2 separate regions of the Homo sapiens genome follow, and region 2 is linked to region 1. The links are chromatin contacts, found by Hi-C or POLR2A ChIA-PET in ENCODE. All regions are on one chromosome and are shown on one strand. The core of a region is the stretch at or near the end of the contact, and the rest is flanking DNA. Distances in the headings are between cores, read along the strand shown. Region 1 has its middle 12 kb from the start of MIR4289. Region 2 has its middle 89 kb from the start of MIR4289.

Region 1 (2,700 bases), core at 56-2,555:
GCATAACGCAAACCACTCTTGAAGGAAATGACTCAGACAAATGAAGTCTTTGCTCCAATGCTGGTATCTTGTCCATTTTTGACTCTTGACCAGGGGCTCACCCATAGATCTGGTGCTGGGACATGCCCTGCTTCCACATTGAGGTCTCTTGCCCATGTTGGACCCTATGTTCACCCTGGAGCCCCACCTGCCACCTGGTCTTGGCTTAGCATCTTTGTCTTGGGACAGCACGTCCCACGTCCTGAGCTATGAACAGGAAGGAACCCTGAATCTCAGGATGAGATTGTTAACTTTAAAACTATTTTTTTTTACATGAGAACCTCTCCTTTTCCCACAAGAAAATCTAGTGCCCAACCCCAATCCTTAAAACAGATAAAAGTAGAGGCTTTTGGGTGGAGGCTAAGCAGTGGTGAGATGGAAGGGGGTTAGCAGAATGAAACCCATGCCCCTCAGCTTTCCAGGCCCTGGGACCTGAAGATACAGTAATGTGGTAGGTTACTATTTTAATGAATTACATGGAATTTTCATTGAGAAAATCATCAAGGGTATACTTGTATACACATACACAGTTTTGATATGTATATTTTCTGTATTCTGCATTATGCTTCCATAAAAGATGGAAATACTTCACCAATGAAAAGATAATAAGGAAAGAGCCAGATCCTAAGTATGCATTATCTAGTTGAATAAAATTAGAACTTAGATTTTCCATATCACATTTCAGATGACATGCTGTTTAGAGAAATTAGAATCACAAAGTTGAATCTAATCCTTGTATGTGTTGCCTATCAGTTTCTGAAAAAGATTATTTTAAAAATCATATAATGTTTCTCTGGATTCTGTAGTGATTCCAAGGAAATTAAAATGAACTTTAGAGAACCCTTTAACCCCCTCTCCCCAAGAATAGTTCTTGAAAGGATTGCTTAAGAATTCACCACCACTGCTCCCCACTCTCATCTTTAATTCATTTTTCGTGATTGTGGGGGAAGAAATGGAGCTTTAGGGATGGGGCAAGGGATGAAAGAACCAGAAACCCAAAGCCAGAACTAGGCTTTACTTTCATGTGACTGCACCAGATTACTCAGGAAGAGGGGGAAGCTCAGTTTTCAAACAGACATGCTCACTCTGCAGAGGTTGAAGTGGGGAGGTGTTAGAGATCCCAGGAAGCAGGGGGTGCCCGGGATTACTCAGTGTTCCCTGAGGGTGAAGACATTTCACAAAGTGGGGTTGCTTTAACAACCTTTCTTCCCTTCCTTTCCCAATTTTACAAACCATCTGTTGCTGTCTGGGACACATCGACCCTGTTCAAAGCGCGGCTGTCCCAGGGGAGCAGGCCTTGTAACAGTGGGCATGCCTTGTCATGGGTGTCGTCAGCTCGTTACTGATGGTGTATGTTTGCCAAAAGAACTTGCTTTTTCTGCTAGTATTGCCAAGTTTTATTGGAAACATGTGGGTCCTATGTCTTTTGGAGAAAACAGAATCTCCACTGTGCCAAGAATTTTACATGCATAATCTCATATATGTCTCACAAATTCCTAGGAATGGCTATGATTGTCCTCTGTGAAAGGACAAGGTTTGGAGACATGAAGTTGCCTGAGATCACACAGTGAGTAGGCGGTGGAGGCAGGATTCCTACTCAGACAGCCTTAATTAAAATTCTGGGACTCTTAATGATTTCACTAGCCATGCAAATGAAATACTTTAGTGTGGCAGGAGGAAAGAAACTATATACCACTCTAATTAGTCACTGGAATGTGTAGTTAATGTAGGCAATGACCTCATTCATTTGTAAGCGTTTGATGGGAGGAAAGTTCCACTAATAAAATATAGTTTTAAAAAATGAGATTGAAGACTTCATTAGGAAAACATATTAACTTATTTCCTTGGAATTAGAATACATGTAATGCTTTATCTCAGTTACGTAAGCAGAACAAAAAATTAATAGGCAGTAAAGATCCAAAAAGGTGAAAACAGAAAAATAAAAACTCCCATTAAAGCAGTATAAGTAATTGATAGACAACCAGGGGTTTATTTTTCTTTTGTAGAAGTAAACAGCCTCAGATCTCTCTTCTCCTGCTTGCTTATTCTGTACAGACATTTCCTTTCAGGACTGTGAAGATGTCATGCCATTATCTTCTGTTTTTACTGTTTCTGCTGGGAAATCAGCTGTGTATATGTCTTACTGTTGCCCCTTTGAAGTTAATATGCCCTTTAAATTTTTTCTGGATGCTCTAAAGGTTTTTATCACTGTTGTTGATTTCCAGCATTTTACCATGATGTTCTCTAGGTATGGTTTTCTTTGTATTTACCCTGCTTGTGGTTCACTGAACCTCTTGCTTCTATGGGTTTCATGATATTTGAGAAATCTTCAAATATTGTTTCCACCATAATCTCTTTCTCCTTCCCTTGTAGCACTTCAATTGTATATATATTAAACTACTTCATCATGTCACATTTGTTTCTTATATACTTTTTTGGTATTTTATACCCTTTTAAATTCTCTATTCTTTATTCTGGATTTTTCTATTGGCCAATCTTTCAGTTTCCTAATCTTTTATTTGACTGTGACTAATCTGCTGTTAAATCTATCTATTCAGCTCTTAATTTCAGTTATCGCATTTTTCAGTTCTAGAATTTTCATTTGGTTTATTGATTTGAGTTTTCTGCTGAATTCACATTTGTCTTCTAATTTCTTGAATA
Region 2 (2,700 bases), core at 167-2,666, 100 kb after region 1:
GGGATCCCCCACTTGCTTTGTTCATCCACTGAACCCCCAACCAACACCAAAACTCCAGTCTGGCTCTTACTCTGTTGCACAATGATGATTTTATAGTCTGCCTTCCAGACCAGATGGATGTTCTCAGTCCAAGCACAATGCCCAACATAGGGTTGATATTTAATCAACGTATTGCCTGAATGAATGATTTTACTTGCCCTGCATTCTAGAAAAAATGAGAGACTAGCTTTTGTTCAGAGAGTCACAGAAAAAAAAATAAGGAAGGCTGGAATAATATGTGCTTATGTCATCTCCCTCCAGGCAGGTCTTGGCTGAAGGGCAGCAACTGTGGTCTGATCACCTCTTAAAGATCTTACCACTTAATATTGTTGTGTTGGGGATTAAGTTTCCAATGCATACCTTTTGAGGGATACATTCAAGCCATAACAGGCTTCAACATATTTCAGAATTTGAGGACAGGCACAAATATTCAGTTTATAGCTACAGGTGAAGGAATTCTCCTAGAAGAGAGAAAAAAGACAGCAAATAAAGAAGACAAAAGACCTAGAAGATAAATCTGGTGGTCAAACCATTAAAAAACAGAAATTCTAGATGAAGTGAAAAGGAAAAGATTAAGGGGAAGAAATTACCAAAAAAATTTCTCTAAATGGAAGTACATGCATCTCAAGATTGAACATATCCTTGAAAAGTCTACCACAATTAAATTTAAAAAAACAAAAACAGTCCAAGGTACATAATTATGGAATTTCAGGACACAACTGCAAAATAAAAACTAAGGCCAGGTGCGGTGGCTCACGCCTGTAATCCCAGCACTTGGAGAGGCCGAGGCGGGCGGATCATGAGGAGATCCAGACCATCCTGGCTAACACGGTGAAACCCCATCTCTACTAAAAATACAAAAAAATTAGCCAGGCGTGGTGGCGGGCACCTGTAGTCCCAGCTACTTGGGAGGCTGAGGCAGGAGAATGGCATGAACCTGGGAAGCGGAGATTGCAGTGAGCCGAGATCGTGCCACTGCACTCCAGCCTGGGCCACACAGCAAGACTCCGTCTCAAAAAAAAAAAAAAATTTGAAAACTCCAAGAGAAAAACAGATCACCTTTAACAGAACATAACTAAGAATGTCATTAGCCTGCATGAGGAAGGCAATAAAGCAATGCCTTCAAAATTCTGTGGAAGAATAATTTGGAGTGTAGAATTCTAATATCCACAGCAGATATTAAATAAGTATGATTACAGAGTGAAGACATTTCAGGCATGCAAGAACTCAAAATGTTTACTTCTTATTCAGTCTTTCCTCAGAAGTTACTTAAGGTTGCACTTATCTAAAATGAAATACTAGATCAAATCCACCAAATAGAGCAATGTGTGAGCTTTTAGAAGCTGTTGAGCAGTCCTGGAGAACAGCCAGCCAAGACCAGGAAGGATTCCAGGAAGGACCTGAAACAATGAAGTTTGGAGGTAAAATAAAGACTATTAAAGAGGAAGACATTGCTTGATAAGAAGTCAAATTAACAAAAAAAAAACCTCTAGAAAACCAGACTCAAAAGAAGAGGAAATTGTGGTAAACCACAGTCGCATAAGAGCAGGGTAATGTAAGTGCCCTCTGTCTAACTTAAAGTAGTGTTATGACTATACTTCAAGATAGATAAAGGGAGATGAAATGTAGTTTGAGAGAGCTAGCTTCTCAATTATCAGAAGTTAAATAATATCTAAATATTGAATGAACCAAAAATGTAAGCATACTACTTAGAGTTGTAAATGTAACTACCCTAAGAAATAGCTAAAAATGTTGAAGTGTGGTTATTACTGGGAAACATGATATATTTGTTTAAGCAGGATTTTTATATGACAATATTTTTTATTTATATAATGATACTTTAACCATATATCACTCTGATAAAAATGTCTTAAAAGTTTATTTTAATATACTTGTAGTTTGGCTTCAATTTTTATTTTATATTTCATTTCAGAAACTAATGTGACACCCATGTCAACCATTCTTGAGCTGCATTAACGTACAAAGAGACTTGAGCAATTTGCCTACTTTTCATCGAGCAAAATTTTGTTTCCCAAATCCAATTATTCAATCTCTAAATTGCTTGCTTCCCACTTCCTTTTCGTCATAGTCTCTTTATATTAATACCAAACTTGGCTTTTTTTCCTTCCTTTTATGGCCTCTCAGCCCAAACCACCAGTCCCTAGATAACTAATTATCTGTGTCCTCTGGCCTCATCCCAACTTTTTAGGGCAGTGAGCTAACACTTCTTTTTGTATGTTAGGAGTTCTCAACTTTTTTGAAGAAACATGGTGCTTTCTAAAATAAATGGGAGAACATAAGACAAAGCAAAGCCAGAAGAAATTAATTTTCTTTGGAAAATCCCAAAAGTCAGGAAAGTTTTCTGAAGACTGAATATTCTTCACCACTCATTTTCACTTTTATTCATTCAACATTGTTTGAACCTTCACCCTGTAATGGGCTCTTTAGTGGCATCATGGCTACTAATGTGAGGAAGGTATGGAGAGCCACCTAACAGGGCTCTGCTCTTCTCTCCGCTGCATGTTCCACAGGCGCTCATGGCAAAACTCACCCAAATCTCTTCATGGTGACCACTTGTTCAGCCTTATATCTTCCCTCACAAGCATAGCCCTTTTCTGAGACTTGCATTTGCTTTAAAATTTTGAATTTCCAAATTCCCAA

Evidence for each region. A loop is a pair of places that touch in the nucleus more often than their neighbours do. ChIA-PET counts read pairs that join two places held with the same protein, here RNA polymerase II (POLR2A).
Region 2: a map of endothelial cell of umbilical vein shows a loop between it and region 1 (2.6-fold over the local background). The contact joins two enhancer-like sites. A Hi-C loop is called at or near these places in 1 of 168 maps with a recorded cell type or tissue (endothelial cell of umbilical vein). POLR2A ChIA-PET finds 5 or more read pairs at or near these places in 1 of 52 experiments (AG04450).

Annotation. Positions count from the first base shown.
Region 1 is chr9:88,732,571-88,735,270 of GRCh38, forward strand. No RefSeq gene overlaps it. Among named protein-coding and RNA genes, the nearest start is that of MIR4289, 12 kb to the right of the region's middle. Within about 2 kb of position 1,306, at least 8 of the 41 ENCODE cell types and tissues checked have a DNase peak (open chromatin) inside an H3K27ac peak, as active enhancers do.
Region 2 is chr9:88,833,806-88,836,505 of GRCh38, forward strand. No RefSeq gene overlaps it. Among named protein-coding and RNA genes, the nearest start is that of MIR4289, 89 kb to the left of the region's middle. Within about 2 kb of position 1,417, at least 2 of the 41 ENCODE cell types and tissues checked have a DNase peak (open chromatin) inside an H3K27ac peak, as active enhancers do.